Linked DNA regions of Homo sapiens: region 1 is linked to region 2. Evidence: read pairs that join two places in POLR2A ChIA-PET (ENCODE). Cell type or tissue: OCI-LY7. All regions are shown on one strand. Each heading gives the region's core, and the rest is flanking DNA. Links, peaks and the distances in the headings are about the cores only.

Region 1 (6,050 bases), core at 500-5,499, 700 kb before region 2:
ATCAAACAAAAAAGCCTTAAATACTTTTTATGTTCCCTGTTTGTAAAAGAGAATAGAAAAACTTTAAATGCATTAATATGACATTGTAGGCCATTGACAGGAAATCTAAAACCAGCTAAGAATTTTGGATTTTTAAATCAAATACTATATTGGCAACACTTTACTATGATATATCCTTTGAAAGAGTTGGTTACATCTTAATGTTCTGATAAAAGGTACAAGAAGATCCAACTTTGCTATTGATACCATTAGAGGCCAACAAAACATAGGTCCAGATGGCTTTATTAAATATGATAGTATGGTCAAAACACCGGTAGACATTACTAACTGATTATAGCTGTCTTGCTTCTGTAAGAAAGGGGCTCCTCTTAACACAAGGTACCAGTAGTTTGGAATGGGAATTTAAGATGAAACCAAGACTTACTGTACAGTTTTTTTTTGTTTTTTTTTTGTTGTTTTTTGTTTTTTTTGGGCAGAGTCTCACTCTATTGCCCAGGCTGGAGTGCAGTGGTGCGATCGCGGCTCACTGCTGCCTCTACCTCCTGGGCTCAAGCGATTCTCCTGCCTCAGCCTCCTGAGTAGCTGGGATTACAGGTGCACGCCACCGTATCCAGCTAATTTTTGTATTTTTAGTAGAGACGGGGTTTCACCATGTTGGCCAGGCTGGTCCCAAACTCCTGACCTCGTGATCTGCCCACCTTGGCCTCCCAAAGCGCTGAGATTACAGGCGTGAGCCACCATGTCCAGCCTATAGTTCTTTTTAATTCATGTGTATAGTTTAGGATACCACTGAGGTTCTCAAAATTAGCGGTTCCCTGCTATCTAATGACTTAAGTAGGGTCCATGTTATAGTAAAAGGAAATAACTTTTAAGTCATGTCCATGTAATAGAGTTTTGACTATATATATTTTAGGAAAATCTACTACAAATACTGACTTCAAAAGAGAAAAAATAAGGGATATTTACTATACAAGTAAAGGTATCAGGATACATTTAGAATGGGATAGAAATTTTTAGTTTTCTCTCCAATGTTGAATATAGTCTCAAATAATAAGTAGTAGTACTTGGGAAAAATGTGTTATCTTTCTTGCTTGAAAAACTGGTATTTTCCTTTTATTAGCTATTGAGATTTATATCATCCGTCATGTTTCCCTTTGGCATCCAGAATAAACATTTAGGACCAAATTTAATATCCTGTGACAGTACCCATATTAGTGTACTGGGTTAATGTGTCCTTACTTTTGTTACTTTACATTTTCTTTTTCTCTTTCACTTGTGTATAGCATACACATTTTAAGTCATCAGAAAACCTTTTACGAAACAGTAAAAATATAAATTATGATGGGATGAATAAATAAGTGCACAGCTGTAAAAATTATTTTGTTCACACCATCCTATCTAGTAAAGCCATTTCTTATCTATGTTTTTGTTGGCCTCTAACTTGCTTCTTTCTGAAATTACTGATGTTGTGTCATAGTGTCTCATCCCATTTTGTCTGATATTTTCATGTCCTCATAAGACTGTTCTTAGCTTTCATATTGAGAAAACTAGCATCCCATAAGCTGACATTCATGAAAAAACTCCATTTGAAAACAAGCGTTCCTGAAATCGGTTGAAATGTTAATGTTTTCTTCTCCAGGTCTGTCATGCTAATCCATCAGAAAGAGCTCGTTTTATTCGCTGCATCTATAACTTATTACAGTCATCCAGCCCTGCTGTAAAATATGAAGCTGCTGGGACATTAGTGACACTCTCTAGTGCACCAACTGCAATCAAGGTACTGTGTATTTCTTTTGGGGCCAGATTAGATGATAGATTTTCTGTCTTAGCACTCATGATTTAGTGACATTTCAATTCACTATGTGGTTACATGGCACAGAGAGAATAACTACAAACTTATAAAATTATTTGATGCCTTACATTGTTCAGCCTTCCTTCTTTTCTTCCTTCCTGCTTTCATACACACATATATAGATACAGACAGAGAATGACAGTACAGTTAACCTCTGACAACACAGGTTCGAACTGCGCAGGTCCACTTATACATGGACTTTTTTTCTACCTCTGCTACTCCTGAGACAGCAAGACTAATCCCTCTTCCTCTTCCTCCTCCTCCTCCTCAGCCTACTCAGTGTAAAGAGGTTGGGGATGAAGACCTTTATGATGATCTACTTCCTCTTAATGAGTAGTAAATATTTTCCTTATGCTTTTCTTAACATTTTCTTTTTTCTAGCTTACTTGATAAGAATACATTATATAATACATTTAACATACAAAATATGGGTTGTTTTGTTTTGTTTTGAGACAAGGTATTGCTTTGTCACCCAGGCTGGAGTGAGGCAATCTTGGCTCACTGCATCCTCCACCTCCTGGGTTTAAGCAATTCTCCTGCCTCAGCTTCCCGAGTAGCTGGGATTACAGGTGCCCACCGCTATGCCCAGCTAATTTTTTGTGTTTTTAGTAGAGATGGAGTTTCACCATGTTGGCCAGGCTGGTCTTGAACTCCTGACCTCAAGTGATCCGCTAACCTCGGCTTCCCAAAATGCTGGGATTACAGGCGTAAGCCACCGCGCCTGGCCACAAAACATGTTTTAATCAACTGTGTCATTGGTAAGGCTTCTGGCCAACAGTAGGTTATTAGTAGTTAAGTTTTTGGGGAGTCAAAAGTTACGTGCGTGGCTGGGCACAGAGGCTAACACCTAAAATCCCAGCATTTTGGGAGGCCAAGCTGGGAGGATTGCTTAAAACCAGGAGTTTGAGACCAGCCTGGGCAACAAAGAGAGACTCTATCTGTACAGAACCTTTTTTTTTTAATTAGCTGGTGCTAGGTGTGGTGGTGCATGCCTGGAGTCCCAGTACTTTGGGAGGCCAAGGTGGGATGATCGTTTGAGGCCAGGAGTTCGAGGTTGCAGTGAGCTATCGTGGTGCCACTGTACTCCAGCCAAGGCAACAGAGAAAGACAAAAAATAATATGAATTAGCTGGGCATGGTGGTGTGTGCTTATAGTCCCAGCTATTCTGAAGGCTGAGGCATGAGGATAGCTTGAGCCCAGGAGTTCAAGACTGCAGTTAGCTATCATTACTCCAGCCTAGGTGAAACAGTGAGACCCTGTCTCTAAGAAAATAAAAATTAAAAGAAAAATGTTACATGTAGATTTTAAGTTTTAGTGAGTGTTTTCAATAATAGAGTATTTACCTTTCTCCCTTTCTCTAATTTATTCTATCAAGACTATATCATCAGCCCCTAATCTATTCAGAGAATGAGCTGTTCTAAAAGCCAAATTGTTTAAATTGGAGAATTTACTGCTTTACCCAAAACTTGAACTTTTTTTAATTTTTGATTTTGAAATAATTTTAAACTTACAGAAAAATTGCATAGTACAAAGTTCTTTTCTGTTGTTGTTTTTTTGTTTTGTTTTTGTTTTTTGAGACGGAGTCTCACTCCGTCGCTCAGGTTGGAAGATACTGGTGGGATCTTGGCTCACTGCAACCTCCGCCTCCCAGATTCAAGTGATTCTCCTGCCTCAGCCTCCTGAGTAGCTGGGACTACAGGCGCATGCCACCACACCCAGCTAATTTTTGTATTTTCGGTAGAGACAGGGTTTCACCATGTTGGCCAGAATGGTCTCGATCTCCTGACCTTGTGATCCACCCGCCTCGACCTCCCAAAGTGCTGGGATTATAGGCATGAGCCACCATGCCCGATGAGGACAACATTCTTATATATTCTTCACCCAGCCTTTCTCATATGTTCACATTTTCTATAATCATATAATTGTCAAAACTACAAAATTAACATCAGAACAATATTATTAACCAAACTACAGGCTTTATTCATATTTCATCAGTTTTCCCACTGACGTCCTTTTTTTGTTCAGGATCTAACCTAGGATCCCATATTGTATGCAGTGGTCATATCGTAGTCTCCTCCAATCTGTGCTAGTTCTTAGTCACTTATTATTTTTCATGACCTTGACGCATTTGAAGAATACTGGCTGGTTTGTTTGTAAAATATCCCGTAACTTGGGTTTGTCTGATGTTTTCTCAGATTGAGGTTGTACATTTTTGGAAAGAATACCACAGAAGTGATGTGTCCTTCTTAGTGTATCTTACCAAGGAGTACATGATGTCTGTATGTCTTATTACTGATGATGTTAACCTTGATCAGTGAAGGTGCTGTCTGCCAGATCTTCCAGTTTTATGATTTCTTCTAGTGTAATCAGTACATGTTGTAGGGGGAGATACTTTGAAACTATGCAAATATGTTGTTCCTCAAATTCACACCTACTTATTTTAGCATCCATCAGTGGATTTTCTTACAATTATTGCTTTGGTATTCTAATGGTGGTTTTCTATTTCTCTCATTCAGTATTTATTTATTGGAATTCTTATGCAAGGAAGGGCTGTTCTTTCTCTTCCCTCCCTCCCTTCTTTTCCTTCCTTCTTTCTTTGTATCAGTATGGACATTTTATTCTATCATTCTAAAATACTTTACACATTTTTTGTCTTATTAATAGTTATTATAAATACTAAAATATTTTAACAACTCTGGGTGATCTTTATATTCTTGTTGTTTGTGTACTGCAATGCAGATGAGTTAGACTTTGCCTCTAAACTGAAATATGCTTAATCGATGTACTTCTTGGGATTCTTTTCCTGCATTTTTCTGGCTTGTTCCTTAGTTTTAACCCTTAAATTTTGGCTGTTAGTAAGTATGTCTACCTATAGCAGCTTTTTTTCATCCTTTTAATTTGTAATGCCTCTAATCTTCTGTAAGTTTGAAAAATAACAAGGGACTAGAGGAACCCATTCCTCAGAACAAAATGTATAATATATAAACTCTAGTACAGGGATTAATTAATGAGTGTATTTTGGCTTCATGGGAGTGTGTGTGTGTGTGTGTGTGTGTGTGTGTGGTGTGCGCGCGCATGCTTATTTTCAAATTTTATGATAGATGAATAACTTCTTAAAATGTATTTCTTTTTTTATATAGGCTGCTGCTCAGTGTTACATTGATTTAATTATTAAGGAGAGCGACAACAATGTAAAACTCATAGTTTTGGATCGCTTGATAGAATTAAAAGAGCATCCTGCTCATGAACGAGTACTACAGGTAAGTGTTATCTGAAAAAGAGAGATCCTAAATAAAATGTTTTTCAAATTTAGGTCATTCTCAAGCTTTGCCCATCTTGGTTAACCTAAATGCTTGGAAACTGAGCAGTTTATATTTTGATCAGCTAAAGTGTTAACTATTGAGTCATCATAGCCTTTTGGGGTATTATCTTTACCACAAAAAATATTTCTAAAATGGCTGGACGCGGTGGCTCACGCCTGTAATCCCAGCACTTTGGGAGGCAGAGGCGGGCACATCATCTGAGGTCAGGAGTTTGAGACCAGCCTGGCCAACATGGTAAAACCCTGTCTATACTAAAAATAACAAAAATTAGCTGGGTGTGGTGAAGTGCGCCTGTAATCCCAACTACTTGGGAGGCTGAGGCAGGAGAATCACTTGAACCCAGGAGGCAGAGGTTGCAGTGAGCTGAGATCGTGCCACTGCACTCCAGCCTGGGCAACAGAGTGAGACTCTGTCTCAAAAAAAAAAAATGTTTTTCTAAAGTGAATCAGTATTATATTTTTTTATCTTTTCGGTTTGTACTGTATTGACTATTCTTAGCGACAGTGACATACTCATTTTAATTTGAATATAATTTACATTTCGTGGAAAATTATTATACCAATTGAGAATAAAAGGTGATCTGATTCTAGAAAATTATCACCATATTTGTTTAATCCATGAGAATAATAATGGTTATAAAAATAAAACCCCATGGCAGGTAAATGCAGTGCTGATCTTGGATCAGAACAACAGCAACAACAAATTTCTATGAAGGACATTATTGGGACAGATTGAGAAATATGAATATGGTGTGTATATTAGTTAATAGTATTGATCAGTGTTAAATTCTCTGATAATTATAATGTGGTTATATAAGAAATTATCCTTACCCTTGAGAGAGATACACTAAAATTATCAGCAGTAAAGAGCAAATG
Region 2 (6,050 bases), core at 353-5,352:
AGAAGCTGAATGGATAACAAACTATAACATATTTGTACAATGGTATGTTATTCAACAATAAAAACTACCAAATTGCTGACATGCACAACATGGAGAATAGAAAGGGATATTTGAAAAGATACATAAGAAGTCCCCAAAGCCTTCTTACAGAGCAGAACATAATGAATGCCAAGCAGGACCATTATCTCAGTTTGTTGTTTCCCCCTCCCCCATACCCCATGGAGTGGAGTACAAAACAAGGTACCTTCTCAGACATCCCTACCAGCAATTAACTTTTCTTTCCTGACTCACTTCCTCAATGCTCCAGCCCAGACACTTGTAGCTCCCCTGTGTGGAAGGGAAGCAATTACTCTATACGTGTTTTTCCAAAGTTATTGTTGAAGCTCAGGCCCAGCTTTAAAGTTCCAAAACAAAACAAAATTACATATTTTATTTTCTTTGCATTTCTACCATAACAATCCAACTTGAGGGATGAGAATGCTGAAGTCTAGTTTAAGAGAGGCTTGGTGGCGGGGAGAAAGGAAGGGAAGAGAAATTGTAGAGGTAAAACATGTCAGTTATTATTTTAAAGTATTAACCCACCTCATTTACTTCTTGGAATAAAATATTTCCTTTAACAAGAAGTTTAAAAACATATGTTCTTTCTTAGGGAGAAAAAAAATGAATCTTCCTTAAGGCTTTCCATTTTATGGAAACATCACCATCAGTGGGAGATCCCTGGTTAGCACTCTTTGGTTCCTTTGTTGAAGTTGTCAACCCTTTTCACAAGCTACATTTCCCTTTTTTTCCCCAAAGAAATACCATGGCTCTGAAAACATTCTCAATGAGCAGCCTTTGGTAATGGAAAGAGACAACAATGAGTTGATGTTTGATGCTTCCCATAAATACCCCCACTGACCCCCAATATGTCAGGCTTCTTAGGTATCCTGAGCCGGAAGCCCCTGATGGAGGAGAAGGGTGATATTTCAAATACTCCTCATTAAAAATATAGAAAGTATCCTAGAACCAAACAATCCAACACCTGAAACTAATTTTTTGACATGTTCATGGGCTTTAATGACAGCTTCATTAATTGAGTGTAGTCACAGGGGGGAAAAATCATGTTTTTCTTAATGACCTGCCAGATGATGGATTTGTTTGGTTATTTACTTTACTCTGAAAAATTTCAAAGGAAGGAAAGAGAAAGAAGGACAAGCTCTGGGTGTCACATCATAACTGAGCTTGACCAAGAGGCTTCTTGGAGTCTCAATGGTGAGTCAATCTGAAAATGATGAGGTGGGCTGGGCAGATTAAGGAAGCAGTGTGATATTCTTGCTAGGAGCCTTGCTACTCAGTAAGGTTCATGGACCAGTGGCATTGGCTTACTGGAAGCTGATTATAAATGCACCATCTTAGGCCCTACCCCACATCTACCGAATAGAAATCTGCATTGAACAAGATCCTTCAGTGATTCTCAGGCTCATTTTGAGAAGCACTGGTTAAGAGCATGAGATTTCCAGTGAACTTAGGTGAGGATTCCAACTTCACTTACTGCTAGCTGTGAATAAGGCACAATTGAGCCTGTCTCAGCCACAGTTTTTAATCTGTAAAACAGGCGTAATATCTACCTCACTGAACTGTGAGATTAAACAAAATAAGCACTTAGCATAATTCCAGGTATGTAATACATTTTGTATAAACGGTAAGTAACAGTACTATTGGGGCTTCTCTCATCCATTCATTTTTGAAATCGGGCAGAACTGTCTTCAAATCCAAGTTTTACAACTTAAGAGCTATATGATCTTAGTTATGTTATCTAACTTTTCTAGGCTTCGATCTCTCCATCTGCAAAATGGGCATAATTTAAATGTCAGGGCATCTCAAGCCTTAAGCTACAGACCAATTACATAAGTGAAGTCATAAAACTTCCAGAGATCTCTGCAACTACAGGGCTTGCCCTCACTCACTCTTGTGCGGAGTCTACAGATGCCGTCTCTGTTCCTCCTCATGTCTTCCCTGGTGCAAAGTTTGGGTCTGTTACCAGTTTTCACAAGAAATCCACTTACTCCAAATGTTCTGTGAGTTGGGTAGAATTTCCTAAGGATTTGGGCAGTGGGTCACAAGGAAAGATCATATTGCACACAACATAGTCTTATGCCATCATCTGGCCCTTTCCCTTTATATTAGTTCATTCTCACTGTGCTATAAAGAACTGCCCAAACTAGGTAATTTATAAAGGAACCAGGTTTAATTGACTCACAGTTCCGTATGGCTAGGGAGGCCTCAGAACACTTACAATTACGGCGGAAGGCAAAGGGGAAGCAAGGATCTTCACGTGGCAGCAGCAGGGAGAAGAGTGATGAGTGAACAGGGAAGAGCCCCTTGTAAAACCATCAGATCTCGTGAGAACTCACTCACTACCACGAGAACAGCATGGGGGGAAACCAACCCCATGATTCAATTAGCTCCACCTGGTTTCTGTCTAGATACATAGAGATTATGGGGATTATAATTCAAGATGAGATTTTGGGTGGGGACACAGTCAAACCATATCACCCTTCTCCCCCTCATCTACCCTCGTTACAGCTCCCCTCAGGAAAGAAAAAATTTCTCTCTTCATCATCCAGAAGGAAGCTCAGCTTTAGAAGATGTAGTGGGACAAGCTGTTTGTTCTCATTCTAGTGCCACTACTACTGTTTACTCTCTCTGGGCCTCCATTTTCTCATCCCTAAAATAGTCAAGAGTTTCTCAATCACAGGGATGGCATGAGAACTAAAGGAGCTGTTAAAATGCTTCTGGAGTGCCTGGTACACAGTGGGTTGCTGGTTATTAAGTGATTGCATCCTGACTCCAATCCTCTCTTCTTCACTCTGCTTTCTGATGCTGGGACTAGCCTCTGCAATTCCCTTTGCTGGCTCCTGTCAGGCTCTTCCTGTCAGGTATGCCACAGCAGTTTGAACGTTGGAGGAGTGAAGGACACTTCCTCCTTGCCAATTGCTACCTGATCCTATCAGCATTGCCACCAGCAACATTGCTTCGCCCTGGCAGCACAGCAATGGATTCCAGGAGCACAGGCCGTTCTAGTTTGCAATCATTCCACACTTTTAGAACCAGCTTCCTGGTGCCTCTCAGAAATACAGCAGCAGCCACCACACCTGCTCCTCTGAAGTCAGAATTTCAGCTCCGTGGAGCCTCTTCTGCAGGCTCCAAGCTCAGAGCCCTTGGTCTATTTGAGAAGTGCCTAATCCTTAGAGGGCTAAGCCCCAACTCTGCAGACCCCTCCTATAAGCGTTTACATTTTAGTAATCCCTACATCTTTCGTTTGTTCCCCCATCCCTAGGGTAGCTTCTGGCAGCTACTGCCTTTGTGATACCTCAGTATCCCCCTTTTGGCTTTTCAGTTCTCCTCCACCTGGCAAATAGCTAAAACAATAACCAGGTTTCTAACAGGATACTTTCTGATATAGACCATATGTAAAAAAAAAATTAGTTTCCTTCCAGAAAATAAAATCTACCTTTTAAATATCAAGTTTTGCCACCAATAAGGATATTCACAAGAACATGCCAATGGCTTTGAAAGCAATTTCCAAAGGAAAAATTTTAAACTATTTTGGGTTCTGACGGCATCGTTGGTATAGAACCATAATCCCAAACATTTGGGAAAAAAGAGTTGAAACACGTTTCTAGGGAAAAAAAATGCAGACTTAGGCTTATCTCTCATGGCAGAGCTGATACATGATCTAGAGAGATGTTACCTGTGTAGACACAAGTGTAGGCAAGACCAGGGAAGAGCCCTGATGCAGCAGGTGCAGGATGTCACATTTCCAGAGGTCAAGGAGGTCATGGGCCAAAGTTAAAATCCATGGAATTTAAGAGAACCTGGAAATAGCAGTTTGGTGAGTGATGCCAAAAAGTCTAAGTTGACCATACTTTAATAACTGCTGGCCATGACTTAAACAGAAATCAAAATGGAACTGAAAATAATGTTTTATATGTATTTGTAAATTTTAGTTTTTGAGACAGATGTACTCTGTCACCCAGGCTGGAGTGCAGTGGCACAATCACAGCCCACTGCAGCCTCAAACCCTGGGGCTCAACCGACCCTCCCGCCTCAGTCCCCTGTGTAGCTGAGACCACAGGCATTTGCCACCATACCCAGCTAATTTTTTTACTTTTTGTAGAGACAGGGTCCCACTATGTTGCCCATGATAGTCTCAAACTCCTGAGCTCAAGCCATCCTCCCACCTCGGCCTCCCAAAATGCTGGGATTACAGGTGTGAGCCACCATACCTGGCCTGTTTTATATTTATTTAATTAGTAAAGATAAATGGAAAGTGTATGTCAGTGATCTTGCTCTACAACTGGTACCTTGCACAAAGCTGGTGGCAGTGTACACAGAGCAAAATGATAATCACCTGAAAGAGCCACAGCAATGTTGATCTCCTTTGACCCAGTCATTCCATTACTGAAAATTAATCCTAGAGAAGTGAAAAGAATTTTTAAAAACCTACATTTGTGAATATATTCATTGAAGTGTTATATACAAGAATGAAAAATAAGATCATGCAATTAGTAAATAAAAGGAGAATAACCAAAATGTCATTCACTTGATGAAGATTATGTAAAAAACGTGGAGGATTTTTGTGGTGTGATATTCAGTAGAAGAAATCAGGGAATCAAATATAGAGGAGACAAAAAGAAAGGATACAAGAACAAAGGTTCAGTAATGTTGCTCTCTGTTACCACAGGGATGAGCATAAGGAACACTCTGAGGGTCTTGTTCCAAGGCACCATGCCAACAAAAGGCGGCTGGGCAAGCTGGGCAGAATACAGAAGCCATTCATAAACCTTCGCCACCTGTGGTATAGGGTGGACTAGACCTTCTGGTCTTAAATGAAGAATAATTTTCATAATCTTTGGGAACGTGCGTGTGTTTCACTAAAGGAAAGATAGTTTTGTTACAGATTGCAATCCCTCTCTTCCATAATAAGCAGAATAATTTTGAGGTTACACTGTAGGTTCTTTCTCCCATCAGATCAATCCTGAAGGTGGTCTTGCTCCAGGAGTAGGAGAAAGGAAAGAGAATGAAGGGTAGAATCGGAGCACACTGTAGCAAGCATGTGTGGAAGATTTAGTATATCTCAAGGAGGGAAGGGAGTGATAGACCACTGAGTTAAACAGCTGGTCAGTGAAAAACAGCCATATGCATTGGCCAACCAATTAGTTCAAGAGAAAATTGGCTGCAGGTGGTAAGTTAAGAGCCAAGCGTGGCCTCTGACCAAAGGGGTTTTACCAGCACTTGGTGTTTGACCTTCCAGGAGCTTTGGCTTGCTGTAAAAAAAGCTTGGAAGACTGACTTCCTATCAGCCTCAGTGACCCCCAGAGTTCTAAAAGCTACGTGGAATTTGGCTACTGTATAAATCATACAAGAAGTTATTCCAAATAGAGGAGAGAATGAAGTTGTGATTACCAGGTATGGAGAGAAATTCAGTTTTCCTGAAGACATTTGCTATGAGTGCAGAAAATCCACAAGGGTCAATTTGCTAATTGAGATTATCTGTCAGTCTTTAGCATTGGAGAATAGCCAGGGTTGGAGGACCCCCCCATGGCAATAGGCTGGTTTTCTTGGTTGCTGGGAGATGAAGAGGATGAAACGATCTACCTGAGTTAGAAACCTGCCTCAAACTTGTTTGTTCAGCAAGCATTTGCTGAGCCCTTGCTGTACATGTGGCCCATATTCCATTAGGAGAGGCAAACACTGAGACAATTTCAGCAGAAGGTAAATGCTTGTCTGGATGTTTGTGCCTCTCCATGCCCTAAAAACTCCTATGCTGAAACCTAACTCCCAATGTGATGGTATTAGGACGTGGGGCCTTTTGGGAGGTGATTAGGTCACAAAGGTGGAGCCAATGTAAATGGGATTACTGTCCTTATAAGAGAAGCCCCGGCAGGGCACAGTGGCTCACGCCTATAATCCTAGCACTTTGGGAGGCCGAGGTGGGCAGATTGCCTGAGCTCAGGAGTTCGAGACCAGCCTGGGTAAGGCGGTGAAACCCCACCTCTAATAAAATC

What was found. Peaks named below come from ENCODE experiments on the same cell type or tissue, not always from the same donor. Only the 100,000 strongest peaks of a DNase experiment are listed, where the experiment ranks them.
Region 1: POLR2A ChIA-PET joins it to region 2 with 5 read pairs; 2 of 35 experiments call an interaction of 5 or more read pairs at or near these places.

The regions. Positions count from the first base shown.
Region 1 is chr11:14,482,094-14,488,143 of GRCh38, reverse strand. It overlaps COPB1 (coat protein complex I subunit beta 1), which reads left to right. Exons shown (of 22, transcript NM_001144061.2): 7 at 1,640-1,777; 8 at 4,993-5,112. Among named protein-coding and RNA genes, the nearest start is that of COPB1, 15 kb to the left of the region's middle. In OCI-LY7, for the core only: no CTCF peak of the experiment used is centred there; no DNase peak of the experiment used is centred there.
Region 2 is chr11:13,783,797-13,789,846 of GRCh38, reverse strand. It overlaps LINC02548 (long intergenic non-protein coding RNA 2548), which reads right to left and starts at 5,461. Exons shown (of 4, transcript NR_149108.1): 1 at 5,449-5,461; 2 at 4,394-4,456; 3 at 3,734-3,857. In OCI-LY7, for the core only: no CTCF peak of the experiment used is centred there; a DNase peak (open chromatin) is centred at 2,906.